Regions from separate parts of the Mus musculus genome. Here region 1 is linked to region 2. A link is a loop called in an ENCODE intact Hi-C map of the cell type or tissue named here. Cell type or tissue: gastrocnemius. All regions are shown on one strand. Each heading gives the region's core, and the rest is flanking DNA. Links, peaks and the distances in the headings are about the cores only.

Region 1 (11,464 bases), core at 1,627-9,626, 110 kb before region 2:
TGAGTGAGATGGGAGATGGGCTAGCAAAGGGCTGGCAGCAAGCCTGAGGTAGGCAGCTTTAAATAGTTCCAAGGATCTATACCCACTTTGGCAGACAGACAGACGAGCCCCACCTTCACCTGAGAAAAGCTAGAAATGGAGCAAGTCTTAAAAGTATAGCTTTCTTTCTTTCTTTCTTTACATCTTTCTAAACTATTTTAAAGTGTGTATGTCAGTGGCAACAGAGTACATGAGTGTGTGTGTGTGCGTGTATGTGTATGTGTGTATATGTGTGTGTGGGGGAGGCTGGGAGGGAAAGAGTCGGAGCATGCACACTGCGGGAACATGGGGTTTGGGGTGGGGTGGGGTGGGGTAGCCGGAGCATGCGCACTGTGGGAAGGCATGAGACATGATGAGGTCACTTCCGGCACACTGTGGCCATCCCTCAAGAGACCATATCAGGTTAGCATGACTTGGCGCTTCTCCTCGGCTATCTACCCAAGAGAAATGAAACCATGTCTACACAAAGACTCACACAGCACTGTTTATAGCCGAAGCCAAAAAGTGTAAGCATACACACTCCCAGTAACTCTAACATGAACGAGGAAAATATGGAGTGTCCGTATCATAGAATACTATTTGACAAGTAAGAAGCACAATATACTAGCAGTTACATAGGTGAGCCTTGAAAACATTATTCTTAATTTTTAAAGTCAGTTGCAGAATATGTTGAGCTATTCTATTTTTATAAAAAGCGCCTCTAACAGAATATTTTAGAGAAAACGCTTCCGTGTTCTAGGCTGGCAGTGGTTAGACAGAAGCTGGCTGTGAAGCAGCATGGGATCTCTCTCTGGAATGGAAAAAAAAAAAGTGTGTTCTGATAACTGCCAATGGTCGCACAGCTCTGAGTATAGTGGAGGAAAAAACACGGGATTTCATATTGTAGTGGGTCCATTTTATGGACTCTATCTCAATGAAACTTCCTAGGGGAGAAGAGGAGAAGAAGAGAAGCCACGTGGGCGGTTTGTTCTGCATCTAACCCTGCGCTGCTGCCGCAGTGAGCAAACCCTCCCAGGCAGGGGAGACCGCCCAGGACAGCACAGCCAATGTTGCATCACAAGTGTATGTTCTACATGAGTTCCATAAGTGGACCTGGAGATAACGCTTCGATACATTCCCACTCAAGACTACTTACAGATGCTTTCCCTAATAGAATGGAATTAGTTGGTCTAACCCAAGCTAACACTTGGCAACCAGAAGGCTTCTGGGAGAACAGGAGCCACTACAAGAACAGATGAGAAAAGTGGTTAATCACACACACACACATGTACACACACACATGTACATACACACACACACACACACACACACACACACACACACACACGCCAGCTCAGACAGGGTCCTGAGATTCATCTTATCTAACTCAGGGAATTTCCCAGCTACAGACTTGAACACTCACAGCCTCCGCATCTAAACATGGAGGCCTCCCTGACCACTTCCCAACTAGAGATTCTGAGAAGCAACTTTCCCTGCAAGCAACATCCCCCTCCCACCATAAACTACATTGCTGAAGTGACAGCCCTCGTCTCTCTCTATCAAACTGACTTCGAACACAAAGCGAGAATTGTAGATACAGCATGAGCCTACGCTAGCATTGGAAGACCCCAGCGGTTCTTACTGAAAAGCCACTCAACTTAACCTTCTGTATATAAACTGTGTTTGTAAAAAAAAAAAAAATGCTAGTTAATGTGAATTTAAAATTTTTCATCTCTTTTATACATACCCTTAACTCAATGGTCAAGTTATTAAGCTTGACAATCTCTATCAAATAGATTGTGTGTGTTCATGCGTGTTCATGTGTGCACGGGTGCACATGTGTGTGCATGTAGAAGCCAGAGATCAATCTCAGGAATCATTCTTCAAGCACTGTCCATCTTGGTTGTTTGAGGCAGTCTCTCACTGGCCTGGGATCGCCAAGTAGGCTAGGCTATGGCTAACAGGCCCCAGAGATCTGCCTGTCCCCTCCTCCCCAGTGCAAGGATTGAGTACAGCCACAGCACATGGCTCAGCAGATTGGATTCAGGTGCTGCTGACACAGCAAGCACTGAGCTCTCTCCATGGCCCCCACTCCCACCCCCCAGATGGCAACTTCTAAAGCCTTTTAACAGATTCTGGTAAAAGTGTTCTGATGGCCTGTGGACGGACCTTAAGGCTACGTTCCAAGAGATTGTCTCCATTGAAGGATCGGAAGGGGTGGAGGCTGAGAGGGAAGGGAAGGGAAGGTGTGGGCTCTGGTTGTGGAGGCTGAGAGGAGCTCTGAGCCAGAGGCTCTCAACCATCGAGCGCAGGACTGGGTGGATTTGTAGCTGGTCCACTGATCTGCGCATGCTCACTTTCCCTTCTCTTTATCAAAATGTTCTCCGTACATCGTAACCAAATAGTCTTGTTCTTAAAACCCAAGCGTTCTCCGCGCTCTCATGTTTCCTTAGCATTTATTCGACAGTTTTATGGAACTTTAGGGAACACAGTTTATACATTTTTTAACATCCAAAAATACATAAGGTTTTGCCTGAATAGATAAAACCGTTATGAAATAAGTCTTCAAAACACAGACAGGTTTCTGGGTTTTGGTTTGGTTTGGTTTTGGTATTTTACATTTCTTTATTTAGTTTGTAATAAAGGAGGGTGCGGCATACGTGTGAAGGTCAGAGGTCAACTGGACAGCTGGAGTCAGTTCTCTCTACCACGGTGTTCTGAGGATTAATTCATGTCATCTGACTTAGCGTCGGGTCAAAATATGTCCTATCTGCTTAGGGGTTTCTAATTTTAGTTTTTAAATATAAGGAAGATGGCCAGCAATGCTTCTATTTATTATGAAGAGCCACTATCTGCCTCACTTATAATTTATAATGCATTACCATGCTGTTCCCAAACAGATATTGGATGTGGGTACGCATGGTTGGAGTGGTCATATGAAATGAAGATTATAACCCAGGAGAACATTAGAATGTTTTATATTCATGATCCCACTGAGCCAGAAACTGAAGTCTGTGCAGGCAGGCTGCCCTACAGAGGCAGGGGAGAGAAGGATAAGAGACTAATAGGCTACAGAAGAGAGATTTAGCAAGGAACTGGGAAGAGAGAACAAAAACCCTTGGCCAGAGAATGTCAGAAAATCACTCCTGAGGCTGCCAGTCAAATACCCAGAGTCCATACATGTCAAGTCAGATGGATTCAAATCCTGTTCCCACACTCACTAGATGTGTGACCACAGGCAGTAATTTCACTAAGCCCCTGATATCAGGACAGTGATTGTACTTGCTAGGTGAAGCGATAGCATGTCCAGAACTAGGGTTGTTTTATTTTGTTTTGTTTTGTTTTTGGAATGATTAAAAGCATCACGGGCTACTTGTGCATTCTAGGTTCTGCCGCTGAGCTACATTCCAGGACATTTATATGCAGACATAAAATATATACATATATCTCAAATACACATCCATTCCAAGCGTAAAATCAGTAAATTCTATACACTTTAGCCAACAATAGCATTTTCTCAAGCTAGTCTGAGGATTTTAGTTAAAATTCAAACCACATCTTATCGAGTCTGTCTCATAGTTAAGCTGGTCTTGTAACTTACTATCATATAAAAAACTGCCCCCAAAGCTTAATGAGGTGATCAACCAAGTTGCTGGGAGGTGATGGGTCAGCTCAGTGGTTCTTGCTTGGAGCACGTTAGATTCAAGACCAAATGCAACTGGACCCATGTCATCTGCAGGATTAACGCACACGCCTAGTGACTATACTTAAACACACAGTGGCTTCCTGCTTATCAGCCTTCAAAAGGTCTCTCCTTATGGGAAGACTGGGACAAAACGAGCCAGTTGGAAACAGCAGGCAGGGTGCCGATAACATGGTGCACTCAAGGTAGACTAGCTGTTGTATAGTCTCTGCATTCCCCAAAACCATATTCAAAGAGTCAACAGAGGCTACAAAGCTGCTTGTGATGTGGAAGCACAATGATGTCATTTCTGTCCTGTCAGTCAGGGCTAGTCACAGTCCAGCCTGTGACAGATTAGATAAGGAAGTGAAATGGGTCATACTTGTCAGGGGGAATGGCATGTGTAAGTAAAGAGGAAACAGCTTACAGATGCTCTGTCAGAGGTCCCACATGTGTCACACAACCCTCTCTAACTCCAGCCTCAGAGGATCTGATGCCCTCTTCTGGCCTCCTCGGGCAGTGCACTTCCGTTCCTTCCTCCTATCTCCTTCGAAAGCATAAAAGACAGCGCAGACAATGAAGGTAGTAGGTCCTGAGTAAAATACCCTAGGTGATTGTCTTAAATATCTTATTCATTTATTCTTATTTTACGTGTATGGGTGTTTTGCCTGCAGGTATGTCTGGGCACCACATGCGTTCAGTGCCCGAGGAGGCCAGAAGAGGGTGTCAGATCCTCTGAGGCTGGCGTTACAACAGAGGGTTGAGTGACACCACGTGAGTCCTCTGCCAGAGCGTCCAGGGCTCTTAACCTCCAAGCAGTCTCTCCTGCTCCTGTATTCAAATTTCAAACATCATTGTTCTACAAATAATATTCGTTAATTTTTTTTTGCAAATTAGTATATAAACCTAAGTAAATAAAATAAATGAATCCCCACCATGCTGGGCTGGGTACCAATGACGGTCCTCTCTGCCTGATTGGCAGACACCGCTGTTCAGTTTTCTCTCCTTTGACTAGTAACTTGGCTCAGGGAAGTTAATCAAGTGAGCCGAGGAGTCAGGAGCCTGCTCCCAGATGTCACAGCAGACCCGGGGCTTAGATAGTAAGTGGGCTGGAGGAGACAGATTATTTGAGCAGATGCCACATTCAAGTTGTAGATGGGAGCAACTGCTGTCCTATTTGCTCAGGTGATTGACAGTCATAAATGGAGCAGCCCGCATTGAGACTCAGCCCCAGGACACTAACACCAGTGATGATAGCTAATCAGATATGGAAGGTGACACTGTGTCTCTAATTTTACAGGATGAAAGCCGCGCGTTCCTCCCCACCACAGTTTACTCCAGATCTTCAAGGGCCCATGGCCTCATTCCTATTCCCGATATCAAAAAGAGCAAAACAGAACAGCAGGCAGGCCTTACTCAGTTCCCTGTGTCACATATCCCAAAGGCCCAGGCTTCACTAGCTTAAAATCACAAAATAAAGTTACAATCCTCCCCAGTTATTACTTTTAAGAGGTTTATTTACTTTCATTTTAGGTTCATCTATTTCTTGCATCGTGTATGTGTCCCACATGCATTTCCAATGCCTATAGAAGCCAGAACATATGGCGTGCCACCATATGGGTGCCAGGAGCCAATCCCAGGTCCTCTGGAAGAGCAGCCAGTGCTCTTAACCTCTGAGACGTCTCGCAGCCCCAAAGGTGCATTTCTTTATGACATAAAAGCTATCTTCAGTTCGCAATTTCTCTCGGGAGAGGAGGGTCTCTCCTCCTGCTCCTCTCGGCCCCGTAGAACTGTTTCTCACTCTAGAATGGTGACTTGCTGGCTGACACCTAGAAGACGCTTATTGCTGCCACCGCCGCTGTTGAGGACTTTAGAGTCCTTGAGCTTTCTTTTCTTTACATCTGCTTGTTTTTTTGTCTTTTGTTTTTGTTTTATTTTAAACTGTCCCATTATGCTTCTAGGATACACTCTTCCTCTGGCTTTTCTTAGTGAATACAGAAACTAAGAACGTGCGCGCACACGTGCATACACACACACACACACACACACACACACACACACTATATTTGCTTGATATATTGTTTTAATATATTTTTAATTTTTTTCAGGGGTGGTGTGCAGTGGTGGCGCACACCTATAATTCTAGCACTTGGGAGGCAGAGGCAGGTGGATTTCTGAGTTCAAGGCCAGCCTGGTCTACAGAGTGAGTTCCAGGACAGCCAGGACTACACAGAGAAACCCTGTCTCGGAAAAAATAAAATAAATAAAATAAAATAAAAGTGAGGGTGGGGGGATTTTAAATAATGAATTTAAAGAATCTGGGCAATAGACACAGTCCTCCAGTGTACTAGCTAAATTCCTCCACTAGGGGCTCCCTGGAATAGCCTTCTGTTCATGGATCAGACAGAAGGTTGAATTCCCCTGCTCCTTACTTGGCTCTTAAACTTGTCTGGTCCTAGATCCTGATTCTTTTTAAGACTGATTGACAGTGGCAATGCCACCAAACAAGGCATTATCTCTGGAGACTTCTGTCTGTCTCTCTGTAACTTCCGTAAACGATCCAGTCCGGTGTGATGAATATTTTCTAACCCGATATCGTGACAATTCTTAGGGGCTGGTGCCAGAGAAGAGGAAAAGCCTGTGGCTGGATGATATCCGTGATTGGATGATACGCTTATGAGTGTTGTAGACCATCCATCTAAGCTGTAAGTCCCCAAACATCATGTTGACATTGGCCCTGGTTTAAGTCTTTCTTCTCTTCCATCTCCTCCTCCTCCTCTTCTCTAAAGCATCAGTGAGGAGAGGGGATGCTGATGAGCCACACTGCCTTGCAGACGGTGCAGAGAGCTCCATGAATGCAGCTTTTTTAAGTAATCACCTGCGTGGAGTGGACCTCAGTGATGCATTTGTAAGCTCTTGTAAGTGACCCCAACTTGGGTGAGATCTTACTTTTGTCTGTCACCAACTCCCAGGGTGACAGGTCAGGGTGAGCAGACACTTTTCACATCTTCCTAGGAACATGGGTCTCACACGGCACTTGTCTTTCCGTCCAGCTGTCCACCAACTGGAAGAGGGCAGACTAAGTAGCAGGTGAGTGGGGGACTCCTGCCTGTCCATGGATTCAAAGACTTCAGAGTTGAGGAATGCAGAGCAGGGGTGCATTCACAAAGCTACAAAGGGACTGGAGGAATGAACTGCAGGACTTCTCCTCTAAGCTTTACAGCCTGTGAGTCTCCTTTCCTCAACAGACAAAATCCCTAAGATTATAGGCATGTGAGCACCAAAGCTTTGTGTCCGTAGGTGCTTGGCCTTGTTGCTTTGGGTCGGAGGCAGCACATAGTGGAGGTAGCAGGTTGTAGAGGAGGCTGCTCATGGTATAGTGCCCAGGAAACAAAATAACAAGGAGAAGCCAGCCACTGACATCCCTCTCAGGGCTCTAACCCAGAAGCTTGACTCTCTTCTAAAGGTCCCGCCACCTCCCAGGAGCACCACAGCTCCTGCTGCTCTTGCAGCTATGCTGTAGACCAAGGACAGCAGACAGGGGTGGCAGATGGGCACATCAGGGACACATAAGATCCAGCACAACAGGGCTGGAGAGATGGCTCAGCAGTTAAGAGCTGACTGTTCTTCCAAGGTTCTGAGTTCAAATTCCAGCAACCACATGGTGGCTCACAACCATCTGTAATGAGATCTGATGCCCTCTTCTGGTGTGTCTGAAGTCAGCTACAGTGTACTTAGATATAATAATAAATAAATCTTTAGGCCGGACTGAGTAGGGCCGGAGAGAGCAGAGCTGACTGGAGCGAGCAGAGATCCTGAATTCAAATCCCCAGCAACCACATGATGGCTTACAACCATCTGTACAGCTACAGTGTACTCATATACATAAAATAAATAAATAAACCTAAAAAAAGAAAAGATCCAACACAACAGTGAGTAAAGTCACAGCAGCTCTTCAAACCCAAGGCACAAATAACACAGCTGTAGTAGTGACTAATCTAACATTAGTATAGCCTAGTGATACATAATGTTATGTTATAGTATATAATTATATGTGTGTGTGTGTGTGTGTATAATTATACTATTTATACTATATTATATAATAACTATAATATATTAACTTATGTTATATGTATCATTATATGTATATAATATGTTGAGTTTTCCAACTCAGAAGAAAAAATTTAAAACTCAAAGATAAACCCTTCTCCTCCTCCTCTTCTTCCTCCTCCTCTTGCTCCTCCTCCTTCTTCTTCTTTCAGACAGGGTTTCTCTGTGTAGCCCTAGCTGTCCTGGAGCTCACTCTGTAAACCAGGCTGGCCTTGAACTCAGAAATCTGCCTGCCTCTGCCTCCCAAGTGCTGAGATTAAAGGTGTGCACCACCACTGTCCAGCAAGATAAAGGCTTCTTACATAGCACACTCACAAACCGAGGTAAGTGACATTTCTTCCTCTACCGTTACATGGGTCCCACTGAGCATCTTCCAGGTTTCCTTTGTTGTTTTTGATAAAGCAGGGCTCTCTTGGTTACTCCATTTTCTTCTGGAGTGGGGAGAGGGAAGGCTGCCCACAGCCTTGTTGTAGTAATTATGTAATCTCAGTCAGGGGTTTCTACCTCACCTTTCATCATTCAGCTCCCAGATAAAAGATACACAGTGTGTATATTTATAAGGAACCTTTAAAGCAGAAGAGCTGGGCAGATGCTGCCCTCTGTGCTAGTCTGTCTACTTCCCTATCAATAACCCCGAGTTATAACTGCCATGTTGCATCTGGGCTGCTCTTAACTCCAATTGGCCAGCCCTCATGGCCATGTTTTCATGACTCACCTCCCCCACAGTGTCTTATCCTCTCTCCACCTTCTCCCTTCCTTTGTGGTCTCTCCCTAGACCCCAAGGCTGGGAACTCGAACCCTGCCTATCTCTTTTCTGCCCCACCTGTCTTCTCTATTGCCTGTAGGCATCTTTATTCACCAATCAGGGATAACATGGGGGGGGGGCAAGGTCACATAGCGTCACTTGTACATGTGCAGATTCTCCATTCCCTGGGGACAGCCAGGCCTTGGGGGACAGTAGTTATCGTTATAGCAAAAGACCAAACCTCAACATACCCCTGTTTCCACCACAGTCCATGGATCACCTTGCCAAACTGGAAAACTGGATCACAGAACATAGTGTTATTGCTTTATTAGCAACATTCAGTCACATCAAGGTAAACTGACCATTGACATTTCAAAAGATCTAAGCCAATTTTCTTCTGGCAATTTTAAGGTTCATGAGCAACGAGCAACTTTTTCAGCCACAACACCTAGCGATGAGTCTCCATCACGAGGCCCAGAACACTAGAAAAAGCTGTCAAATCTCTGAGTCTTTTTCCCCTTCCTCTGACTGACTGGCATGGACCATCTGCGTTGCCATGGAGAGACGGATGCATACGGAGCCCTGTTACAGAGAAATGAGTGCCTTTTGACAGGGAACCTGCGGTTCCACAAACCTGTCGACATCTTGTGTCTATCAGAGCAGACAGCTTGGGCACATAGGCATATTTCCCGGGAACACTTGCCTCAAGTTTCTACAGGTCTTTCATTCTTGTTTGTTTAACAATGTAGCTCAAATGTATCTCCAGCTCCTGCCAGCTGGGCCCTGGATCTAGGTCCTTCTTAAAGCAAAAGAGAAGCTAAATGCTTTCCGCTGTTTGTCATACCTCAAATCACTTTGTTGAACACAAAAATGAAGCCTTCAATGTATGGGGGGTAGGGGTGGGGGAGAGTGCAGTAAAGAAACTGCCAACATGACTGCTCCATGGTTGGGAAGGGGTGTGTGTGTGTGTATGTGTGTGTGTGTGTGTGTGTGTGTGTGTGTGTTGGGGGGGAGGTTGACATCTGGAAGAGTTCAGAACAGTGAAAGTAGACTGAGCAAGGCCAGCAGTCTGCACATAGCCAGGGCTATCTTCAAGACAAGGGAGACTAAGCAGAGCCAGAGAGCAGAGAGAGCGTGGTGAGACCAGCAGAGGCCGTGGGGAAGCCTTGCAGGTCTTGTGTACTGGTTGGTTGTGTGTGTTAACTTGACACAATCTGGAGTTATCACAGAGAAAGGAGCTTCCCTTGAGGGAATGCCTCCATGAGATCCAGCTGTAAGACATTTTCTCAATTAGTCATCAAGTGGGGAGAGCCCATTGTGGGTGGTGCCATCCCTGGGCTGGTAGTCCTGGGTTCTATAAGAAAGCAAGCTGAGCAAGCCAGGGGAAGCAAGCCAGCAAGTAGCATTCCTCCATGGCCTCTGCATCAGCTCCTGCTTCCTGACCTGCTTGAGTTCCAGTCCTGACTTCCTTTGGTGATGAACAGCAATGTGGAATGTGTGAGCTGAATAAACCCTTTCCTCCTCAACTTGCTTCATGGTCATGATGTTTGTGTAGGAAGAGAAACCCTGACTAAGACACATTGGGAGGCAGAGGCAGGCAAGTCTCTGATTTCAAGGCCAGCCTGGTCTATGAATGAAAGATTATGGGGAGCGGGTGTGGCAGTAGTCCCAAGATGGCGCTCGGGACTGCAGCCAAGTCTTATGACTTGCACCTGACTTCCTCATACACCTGAAAATAAGCCACGTCCATCGTGAGAGCTGCGCAGGCGCACCATGATGCAAGATCAGGCCATTTGACGAAGGCCAATGAACTGAGATTACGTGGATTGGGCTGATGGGATGTGGTTGAGGGGTTATATAAGGGATTGCGATTGGGGTCTAGAGAGAGATTCCTGCTTGCATGTTGAAAGGTTCCTGAATAAACTGCTTTGAGAAGAACGCTGTGTCATCGCTCTTTTCTGCTGGTCGGAGACAGAAGCGACAAAAGATAGAAATAAACAGAGGACATGACTGTTCCTAGGTGTGGTGGAGGAGGTTTATTGTAGATATCAGAGAGCATATGGAAAGGGGCAGAGACAGGACATCTGGAAGAGTCTAGTGTGGACATGCCTGATACAATGGACCAGGCCATGTGAGAGAAGAGGAGAGGGAAAAAAGGAACCTGTAAAGACCAGGAGACCAGAAGGCCAAAAGGCAAAGAGGGGAAAAGGACTAGTATAACCAAGCAAAGACTGAGGGGGGCTGGGAGAACCAGCAGACAGAGTCGGCTTTGATGTGTTAATAGGCATCTCAGCAAGTTGTACCCAACAGTCTACAGAATGAGTTCCAAAACAGCCAGTGCTACATACCCTGAGACAACCCTGTCTAGAAAAAAAGAAAAGAAAAAGATAGGAGAAGGAAGAGGAAGAAGAGGGGAAGCAGGAGGAGGAAGAGGAGGAGGGGAAGCAGGAGGAAGAGGAGGAGGAGGGGGAAGCAAGAGGAGGGGCAGGAAGAGGAGCTAGGTATCTAGAAGGAGGGAAGCTTAGGGAGGTAAGAAGGCTACAATGTTAGCATTGACTTTGAAATGTATAACACATCCCTGTGATGAGACTGCCAGTGCCTGGTGGCTGCCTGCCTGATTTGCATTACTGGAAGTCATTTGTCCTGTCTCACAGAGGTAAGAGAGGTGACTCCTTTCAGCAGATAGGAACCACTTTCAGTTTCCGGAGGAAGGCTGGCTTTTCTCTAACTACCGAAATCCACTGTAGAGTCGTTCAGCTTCAGCTCATTTCTGGATATATGAAGTCCCTTTTGGAGTTTGGGGAATTGGAGTTTCCTTTGGGCCTGACACTGACCCCATAGTAAAAGTGTGTCAGGAAGAAAGGCAAAACTGGGTACTGTGGCACATTGTTATAGGCATGTGGTAATTG
Region 2 (9,886 bases), core at 1,887-9,886:
AGATTCTGTGATTTAAATTTTACTTAATGTTCACTAGTTTCTTCTGACATCTATAATTAACTTTATATTTTAACTCTATTAAAATTTATATGACTATAGTCGGCCACCTTACTCTGGGATGAGAGAAGTCTTACTTGTTTACCTAAATATTCTCAACTGTGCTGTCAGGTATGCTTAAATCTGATTCTCTCAGTATAACAAACCAATAGCAAAATACTAAAGACAAATCAATTTAAATATATATCTATGCTTAGCATGTCCATAAGAAAACTCACCACTTAGCAGGCCAGCCTGTGAGCTAACGAGGGATTTCAAGCTAGATGGTCAGTACAGTACTCAGAGCCTCCTCTGCAGAGAAATGACCCTGAAACATAAGATAAGGGGCAGTGAAGATTCTAGAATTGCGCCACAGAAAGTCACTAGCTTATTCCCATGAGTGCAAAAGTAGGATGGTGTGGTTCTGGGGACAGTTAAGTAAAATAAAAACAATACAGGCTAAAAATGGAAATGTAGCCGGGTGGTGGTGGCATACACCTAGCACTGGGGAGGCAGAGGCAGCCTGTTTCCAGGGTTACAGTTAAACCAGAAGATAACTAAGGTAATTAACACAGTGTGTGACCAAGCAGTTCAGAGGAAACTCAGGTACCGGAGGACTTTTTTTTTTTTTTTGAAGCAGTGATATATACCATGGCACAACTTGCAGGACTTGGTTCTCTTTCCACCAGGTGGGTTCTAGGGATCAAAACTATGGTGTCAGACTTGGTGGCAAGTGCCTTTAGCTGCTGAGGAAGGCAAGCATAGGAGATAGGGCAGCCTGGGACCCACTTGCTCTTGGTTAGGCATAATACCCTCTCCCTTGTAAAAGTGTCTTACCACAGTCATGGCAGACAGCAAAGGGTCAGCTAGGACACACAATTTCCCATTTGCTGATAGACAAACAACAGTCCCCTCAGTACAAGAAAAACAACTTGGAAAAAGAGGTCTTTTAAATTGAACATTAAGTTTATATCCTGTAACACACACCTTTTACTTTCCAGAACCAATATTAAAAGATCAGAAATAAAGACAAGAACAGGTGTATCTGCAGCCTTGGGCTCAATCTCTAGGATTTAGGAGGAAAGAGGAGAGGGATGAGGGAAGAGGAACAAAAGACACTGGAATGCTTATCTGACAAAGCTTATCAATATTTATATATTTGAGGGGGTTTGAATGTTATCAAGCAAAAACATACATTATGTCTATGAAATAGAAGGCTGTGTAGTCTTCAGATTTTTAAACATGTTTAAGTGTGTGGGGTGGTATAAGGTATATGTGGGGAGGTGGAGGCATGTGCACAAGTGCAGATGCTCAAGGAGGTGGGGGTCAGGTCCCTTGGAGTTGGATATTACACACTGCTGGGAGTTACTCCAATCCTCTGGAAGAGCAGTTAAGTTCTTAGACCAGGAACCATCCCTCTAGACCTTCAAGTTTTGTTTTGTTTTGTTTTGTTGAGACAGGGCCTCTCCTTTTATGCGACTTTGGACCTCTCTATGCAGACCAGACTGGTCTCCACTGAGATCTATTCGAACCTGCCTCCCAAGTTCTGGGATTAAAGGAATATACCATCACACCCAGCTCTAACATTTTTTAGGGACTATTTAATGACGTGAAAAATATATTCGTATTTCCTTAGCATAATAGCAACATATAAAGTTACAAAACTTAATCCTCACCACTTTTATAGTAAGAAAAAATACTTTTATTAACCTTTGTACCTGATATTTGGCTACTAATACATATTTACATTCTAAAAACTACTAAGACTTAAACAGAACCAAGTAGGAAAATTCTGCTAATTACCACTAAGGTTTAGGCATACTTGGCTCAATGATTAATTTTTAATCAGATTCAGATTTTTTTAATAGAACACCATTCCTAGATATTGTATGTGGCATTCAATCAATAGCTGAGATCTTAAATCAGTAACAAAGATTTATATCCATTTTATGTTTCTATTATTTTCCTTTAAAAAATAAGTTGGGCTAAGAAAGATGGCTTAGCAGGTAAAGGTACCTGCCACTAAATGTAACGATGAGTCTACTCCTATGGTCCAATAGGGTAGAAGAGAACTCTGCACAGGGTTGTCCCACAGGGTTATCCCCTGGCTCCCACTTAGTCACACTACAAAATGTTTAAATAAATAAATAAATAAATAAGCACTTACTTCTAACACCATTTTAACTTGTTAAAGACACTAAGATGACTTTAGAGTTCTGGGAAGGTAATAGACCTTACCTTTTATAGGGATAAAACCGTTATATTACTGTTGACATAAGAAGTAGCCACAAAGCTTGGCTGGTGGCACATGCCTTTATTCCCAGCACTCAGAAGGCAGAGGCAAGCAAATCTCAGGGTTTGAGGACTGCCTGGGTCTACAGAAGAAGTTCCAGCCAGGGGTACACTGAGAAACCCTTATCTTGAGGAAAAAATAAATAAAAATAAAACTAGAGAGAAAATCCCACTTAGGAGTCTCTAACCCAGCTCTGTTCTGTCATCTTGAATATGGTTTCTATCCTCAATACTTTTTAAAACTTTTTTTCATTATATACACATGTGTGGAGGTTAGAGGTCAAGAGAGTAAGGTCTGGTCTTCCCCCATCCTGGAGATGAAATTTACCTTGGCAGCCAACACCTTCACCCACTGCTCCATCTCACCTGTCTGCCCTCTTACCTTAGTTTTGTTTGTTTCTTGAGACAGTTTGACTATGTAGCTCTGGCTGACCTAGAACTCACAGATTCACATCTCTGCTTCCCAGCTGCTATGATCAAAGGCATGAACCATCATAGTTTATTCTACTTTTCAAAAAACTCCCTCACACATAAAACAAAACCCACAATGTATTCAAAGTACTGTAATAAGCATTGAATTGTCAGCACAAAGTGGCAAACAGGACAGAACTCGGGGTATGGTGCCTACAGTATTTCAAATATTTTCTCAGCCAGCTACTGAACTGTTGAAATTATATTAAATCTCACAGCTAAGTCATACTGAATCCAAATTGATACTAAAGCATTAGGTTAATGGTTACCCAGGAGCCACTAAAGGAAACAAAGTGGCATGGGCTTTGTTGTGACACCCAAATCCAGGGCCTCCGCACTCAGTGTGCTACACCACTGAGCTACAGTCTGAGGTTTTAATAAGGAATTGAAAACCTCCAACTCTAAATAGAAAATGAAGGACGGACAAAAGACACTTTGATTACTCAAAGAGAAAACCTAAAAAAGTGAGAGAAGAAAACAAACAGGTATAACTGGGGGGTGGGGGTGGGCGCAAGAACAATCCTGCCATGAAATCTTGAGGAAGCAACTTCTCACTAGAGACTAGTCAAGACAATTTCTGTAGTTTCCTTTAGATTCCCACTTCTCATTTACAAAAAAAGTTGTTAGCGGGGTGGTGGAGGCGGCTATGCAGGCAATAATCTCAGCACTCGGGAGGCAGAGACAGGGGGATCTCTGAGTTCCAGACCAGCCAGGGTTACACGGAGAAACCTTGCCTCGGAAAAAAAAAATGTTGTACTAGAAATACTAACTTGCCGGGCAGTGGTGGCACACGCTTTTACTCCCAGCACTTGGGAGGCAGAGGCATTGGATTTCTGAGTTCGAGGCCAGCCTGGTCTACAGAGTTCCAGGACAGCCAAGACTACACAGAGAAACCCTGTCTCGGAAAAAAAAAAAAAAAAAAGAAAAAGAAAAAAAGAAATACTAACTTTAGCTGGCCATGGTTACGCTTGCCTTTAATCCCTGCTTTGGGAGGACGAGGCAGGTGGATCTCTTGAGAGACCCTCCGGGTCAAAAACCACCATATGAAAAATCTTGAGCCAGGAGTGGGGGCACACGCTTTTAATGCCAGCGTTTGAGAGGCAGCGGCAGGAGATCTACAGGATCCCACGACAGCCAGGGCTACACTAGGCTGTCTCAGAACGAGAGCCCCCTCACCAGATCCTCAAGCCCCAGTCTCTTCTGTCAGTTAGGTAAAGGATGGCTCGACCGCTCTGTAACGGAGCGATTTACAGGGTGCTGGCCGGTGTGCACATTTTGGGATTATTCGAGGGAAAGGTAGGACAGGGTGCGCTCGCACACACGCCTCGCTAACTGGAGGTCACCCCTACAGGCTGACATCCGGACATCAGCCAGAGTCTGGGGACCGTGGAGCTCTGCTGTGAGGATGAGGAGCGAGGCGAGCACCCGCAGTGACCCTCCCTTCCCCTGGTGGGGCAGCCATGGCGGGGCAGTGTGCCTGCGAGCTTTCTCAGGGAGGGTCCCAGGGAGCGCTGCAGCACGGACGCGCGGGCATTCCCTACGCGGCGTTCCCGGGGGGTCTGCATCGCACCGGCCCAACACGGAAGTAAGCCCCGGGCTCCCTGGGAGCGGGCGCCGCTTCCAGCCCTCCCCCGCCCTCCCCGCCGGGGGAGCCGTTAGCACAGCGGGTTTCCCGGGCGCCGCGGAGGGGGCGCAGAGCCCGCAGCGCCGGGGAGGGAGGGGGCGAGCGAGACGCGACAACGGGTAGCTGCGGAACCCGGGCGGAGCACCGACCGACCTGGCCTTCCCGCCTCGCCTCGCCTCGCCTCGCACCGCAGCGTGATCCCAGGGCCGCGCGCCGCTCTCCCTCTCCCGTTCCCAGCTGGGTTCTCTTTTCCCTCTTTCACTTCTTCCCGCCCAATCGGGCGCTCACGGGGCGACCGTCCCTCCTCCAATCGCGCCAAACTCCCTCGGGGCTCGAAAATCCCCCCGCAGTCGCCCCTCCCGGCACACGTGAGCAGCGCCGCTGAAGTCTCGCGAGAGGTCTGTCACTACTCCCCTCCCCCTCACCACAGAGTGCGCGAACGAGAAAGGAGGAGGGCGCTACAGGCGACAGCGCTGCAGACGCCATTATCCTCTGCTTCTCCGCTGCACGGACGTCGCCGTCGTGCTCGTCTCCCACTCGATTGCGGCCTGTAGGTATCTGGGTGGGCTAGGGCTTCGGGGTAGCGAGTCCCCGGAGCGGGTTGGCGCCCCGGGATGGCGGCTTGGGCTATCCCCATGCCCGAGTTTTCTCAGGCCCGCGGCCTTCCAGCCCAAAGGGAGTCGCCGGCGGAAGGCGGGGTTCTCGGCGCCGTAATTGACGCGGCCACGGGCCAATCGCTTCGCGCTCGCACCACCGCCGAAGCCTGGGCAGCCAATGGGGCGCGACGCTGAAGTGGGAGGGGGTTTGTCCTCGTTCTCTGTCTAGCAGTGACCGACCGTCGGAGGCGGCGCGGCCGGGAGGCAACGGCGGACTCGCGCGGTGAGCGGGACGGGCGGGTCGCGCTGGCTGGAGCGGGGTCGGACGCCGTAGTCGGCTGTCCGGGGTGGCGTTCGGGGCGGCCGTGGCCCGCCGGGGAACGTTGCCCGGGTTCCCCTCCCCCCACCGCCGCCATTTCCCCGAGCGTGCCCCTGCGGTTGGCGTGCCGGCGCTAGGTGGCTTGAGGGACCCGGGAAGGAGAGGCCTGTGGGTTTGCGACGCGGGCGCCCCGTGTGGAGGGAGCGCCGGGCCGTCCGGTGGACTCGCGGGTGTGGTGTGTGTGTGTGCGCCCCGGCCGCCCTTTGTCCCTCCACGGCGTGGGCCTCCCTCCTCACCCCACCTCCGGGGTGGGGGGTGCTGCGCGGCGGGGCCGATGGGGCGGCCGCGGCGGCTTTGTCTCGGGTGGTGGGGGAGGTGCGGGGGACGGGCGCTCGCGAGCCCGCGTGCTGGGTGGGGGAGGGGGGTCTCGCGCGACTCCGCCTAGTCGCACGTAGTCGCCATTACGCGGGCCGCCATTTCCTGTCGGATCCGGGTGAGGAGAGGCTCGCCGCTCGGCGACGGTCGCTGGCCGCTGCTTCCAGGCCCGGCCCGTGGGCGGGAGGCGAGCGCGCGCGGTCGGTCTCGCTCGGCGGACCTGTTAACACCAGCGCGCTGTGGGAACAGCGGCCGCGGGACGAGAGGGCTGGCTGGGCCTGTTTGTGTGCGTAGACCCGGCTGATTTGCCTGAATCCATTTACCCCCGCGGCCGGGGGTTTAGCGGAGTGGCCGGCCGATCTCTGCATTTAAAGTGGTCCCCAGAGGGATCGTCATTTGCTGCCGGCGTTTTGGAATAGGAGAAGGCATGAGGGTGATGCCTCGACTTTAAGATCCTGTGTTGGTCCTTGGCTTTGGTAGGACTACGAGTTAACTGGACCAGTTGTGATGGTTTGGTTGCAGTCTTGGAGAGTTGGGTTAGAGGTAAAATTGTTGGGAAATAGCCTTTTTTACGTTGCCTAAAATAATGGTGTTGGTGATTAAAGATTCCGTGGCTTTGCTGAATAATGGTGGTCGTTTCCATCTGGTTCTTTAGATTTCTGTGTCTGAAAGTTCAATGTACCTTGTATTTGCCGCTAAGTTTTTTAAAGTTGGCAGATTTCATTGATTAGTGTTGTCAGTCACGACCAAAGGCGGGGAAAAAATTACTACTAGCCCTACTATAACACTAGTTTTGTGATAAGACGTGGTCTTTTCAAGAATTAGTCTCGTGAACAAAATTATATGTCGACTAGTTTTTCCGTTGTAATGAAATGAAGCAAGTTGCTGAGGACGGAATTACTGGTCCCCCACACCCCTTGCGGGGGGGGGGGGCGCAAGGCTCTGGTGGTGGAGGTGGTTAGGGTGTGCTTCATTGAGACAATCTAGTCTAAAAGAAGTCCATTATGCCTGTCTCTCCTCAATTATAGTTTTTAAAAACAGTTCACTTTTAGGAATATTTTAGTTTCCTCGAATCAGACCTTGTTTTTATATACTACTGTAGCACTAGGATGTCACTTGTGTGTGCTGGAAGCAGAATCCTTTTTTTTTTTTTTTTTTTTTGGAAGATTTTAAGCAAAAGAGTGTTTGCTTTCTGATAAGCCAATGTACTAGCTAGCTTCTTTATTTTTCAACAGATTGGTGGATCCATTTAATTCAAGAAAATGGAGACCGAACAGCCAGAAGAAACCTTCCCCAACACCGAAACCAATGGTGAATTTGGTGAGAAGATACTTTAATTATAACCAATTAGTATTTTCTGTTCTGTTACTTTAATTACCATAAATGTTTTTGATATGTTCTGTTTACCTCTTATATAGTTTCATTTTTTTGTAGTCTTGAGTTTGTCTGTTGGTTTTTATGAAAAGAAGTAACCTTTTCTTGCACAGGTTAAAAAGCAGTACAGTTTTTCCAACCAACATTTTAATCCTTTGAAATACTTATTAAAATAAGGCCTTTGATATTAGGGATATTAGGGAGACAAAGGCAGGGACTTAAAAAGTGGCTTCAATTACCCTTTCTTGGGGGATGTTTCTAATTGAAAATTTAAACTTTAATTTCTAGGTAAACGCCCTGCAGAAGATATGGAAGAGGAGCAAGCCTTTAAAAGATCTAGAAATACTGATGAGATGGTTGAATTGCGCATTTTGCTTCAGAGCAAGGTATAAGCTCTTTAAAATTTGGAGGTTGGTTAGTAGTTAAATATAAATGGATGCTTTTTCACTTTGAACTCTGCTTTGGCTCTGGAAACCTTTCAGAATTTTATAACACGTTGAATAAAAGGTTTTTAAAGGGTTCATTTGTTTTGAGACCCCTCACAGGTGAGGCGGGCCTTGAGCTCTTGATCCTCTGTCTTTGATTACTGGGATTCCGAGTGTGCGCTATCACATTTAGTTGTGGTTCTTAATGATAAGCAGATTTCAGAACTGCCGGTAGTGCTGAAATTTTAATGGTGAAAGCCCTATTACCAGGGTCCACCACAGATCAGCTAGAGAGATGAGTGGAGTAACTGTAGACACAGGTTTTAAGTGTTGGTTGCATCTTATTTCCCCAGGAAACTAGTTTACTTAAGTCTACCCCATCACTTATTTCAAGTCACAATATAAAAGTAGGTACTGTTTAGATTCTGTTTGTTTTTTTACAAGAGGGCACTTGTAATCTGTGCTTTCTAGGAATTTTATATTCATGCCTGGTGTTCTGAATACTCCAAAGACCATAAAACTATTCATCTTGATTTTTTTCTTTCTCAAGATTTTCAGTGCTGTGCAAACATTAGAAGTTAAAAATATAGCTTAAAAATACTAATTTTCTAAATGCAAAATTTTTTTTTTGTCTATTCCAGAATGCTGGAGCAGTGATTGGAAAAGGAGGCAAGAATATTAAGGCTCTCCGTACAGACGTAAGTATTAAACTACTGAACAAGCAAGCACATTCATTGTATGTTTCTAGAATTTTAAAGGTTCACATCTTAGAAATCACTGACTAGCTACAAACCATTTGTAATAATTAATGGTTATGTAAATGACTTCTTTTTTTTTAAAACCCTGATTAAGGTGGAACATAATTAAATCTTTTCATATTTTAATAAAACCCTTCAAATTAATTCATTTCAAATAAGATTAAAACATCTTAATTAGGAATGGAGACAAAGTGTAAAAACCCTTAATTGTATAATTCCTCTTGTATGTGTAAGAGGGATTTAGTCATTTCTGAAAGCCATTGAATATGGCTGATAAAAACTTTATTTCCTTTTTTTTTCTTTTAAATCATCTGTTCCACAGTTTGCAACATGGAGCTCATGCTGACTGATTTCTAAATATGGGTAATGAATAGATTAATCTTGGCAATCAGAACTGTTTGCCTAGGATTTGAGTCTTCATAATTTATAGTGGGTTGACTCTTGTGATTAGACACATTAAATGTTGGCAGCACCAGAAGTGTGTGTGTATTTCTAGAACTGATTACACCAAAATTTATTTTTTTCCCTCATACTATCTACATTTCTTAATGTTTATCTTGGTAAAATTGAGGCAAATAACTTTGAGTACCTAACAGTATTTCATTTCTCTTGGTAACAGATCTTTGTGTTTCTCTTAATAAACTTTAGATTTCGTTGTAATTTTTATAAATCTGCTTATAAGATGTGTTTTATACCTTATGAAACCAAATCAGTCTTAATATTTGGGGGTTTGGTGTGGGAATTTTTGTTTTGTCTTTGAACCTCTTTCCTCTTAATCCAGATGTTCTGTATAATTATCTGGGTTATTTCCCCATTTTCCTCAATTTCAGTAAACTTTTGAGTCATGACAGGTTTTGTGTCTACCCTCACGAGCCAGCCTGCTACTGAAACATTAAAAAACAAAACAAAACCTAGAACCATCATTTAAGGTCCTTAAATGTTAAGAAGCCACGGTCAGGTATAGAGAAGTCCATTATTGTGTTAGTCTTCAGAACAACTTAAGCTTGTTTCATTGAGAGTATGAGTATAGTTTGTATTAAATTAAAATTTATTGCTTTTCCCCCTTTTCCCTCTCCTTGTTTTTTTGGCCATATATCTCCGTTGCCCATGTACTGGATCGACTTACCCCTGCGTTGCCCACCATGACGTTGGCCCATCCGCCCCTGAACGCCCATGTGAAAACCCTGGTTGGCTATGCCCAAAAATGTGCTCGTTGCCAAACGGGTACAATACTTGACAACTTCTGATTGAATGCCCATGCCCAATGCCAACATCCACGAACGCCAATGACCAATGCAGTACAATGCCAGTGTTTCAGTCCCAGACAGCAGTGGCCCCGAGCGGTATGTCCCAACAGTTTATGCCTCACTGCCTGATTAGAAAGAGAGAAATGTATTTTATTACCTGCCTTTTATATAATTAAATAGTATCCCCTTAGACGGTGTATTGTTTTTCAAGTTTCTGTCTTATTTTCCCCATTAAGTCCTTTTGTCACTGAACTTTTACCGTGAGTTGCCCACCCAAACGATCCACTAATTTTATTTCGATGGAAGGAGCACAGCTTCAAGTGTTGCATATTTGCTGCATTGTAAATCAAACTGTTACCCAAATAGTCT

What was found. A loop is a pair of places that touch in the nucleus more often than their neighbours do. Peaks named below come from ENCODE experiments on the same cell type or tissue, not always from the same donor. Only the 100,000 strongest peaks of a DNase experiment are listed, where the experiment ranks them.
Region 1: a loop joins it to region 2, with 2.4 times the contacts of the local background. A loop is called at or near these places in 3 of 42 quality-filtered maps.

Annotation. Positions count from the first base shown.
Region 1 is chr13:58,509,145-58,520,608 of GRCm38, reverse strand. No RefSeq gene overlaps it. Among named protein-coding and RNA genes, the nearest start is that of Gm38494, 32 kb to the left of the region's middle. In gastrocnemius, for the core only: CTCF peaks have their summits at 4,303 and 6,075; a DNase peak (open chromatin) is centred at 9,152; H3K27ac peaks cover 1,177 bases.
Region 2 is chr13:58,397,480-58,407,365 of GRCm38, reverse strand. It overlaps Hnrnpk (heterogeneous nuclear ribonucleoprotein K), which reads left to right and starts at 4,854. Exons shown (of 16, transcript NM_025279.3): 1 at 4,854-4,973; 2 at 6,949-7,033; 3 at 7,376-7,473; 4 at 8,154-8,210; 5 at 9,570-9,613. The coding sequence starts at 6,976. It overlaps Rmi1 (RecQ mediated genome instability 1), which reads right to left and starts at 4,769. Exons shown (of 3, transcript NM_028904.3): 1 at 4,577-4,769; 2 at 276-364. In gastrocnemius, for the core only: CTCF peaks have their summits at 4,895 and 5,531; DNase peaks (open chromatin) are centred at 5,150, 5,735, 6,640, 9,496 and 1 more place; H3K4me3 peaks cover 4,542 bases; H3K27ac peaks cover 3,115 bases.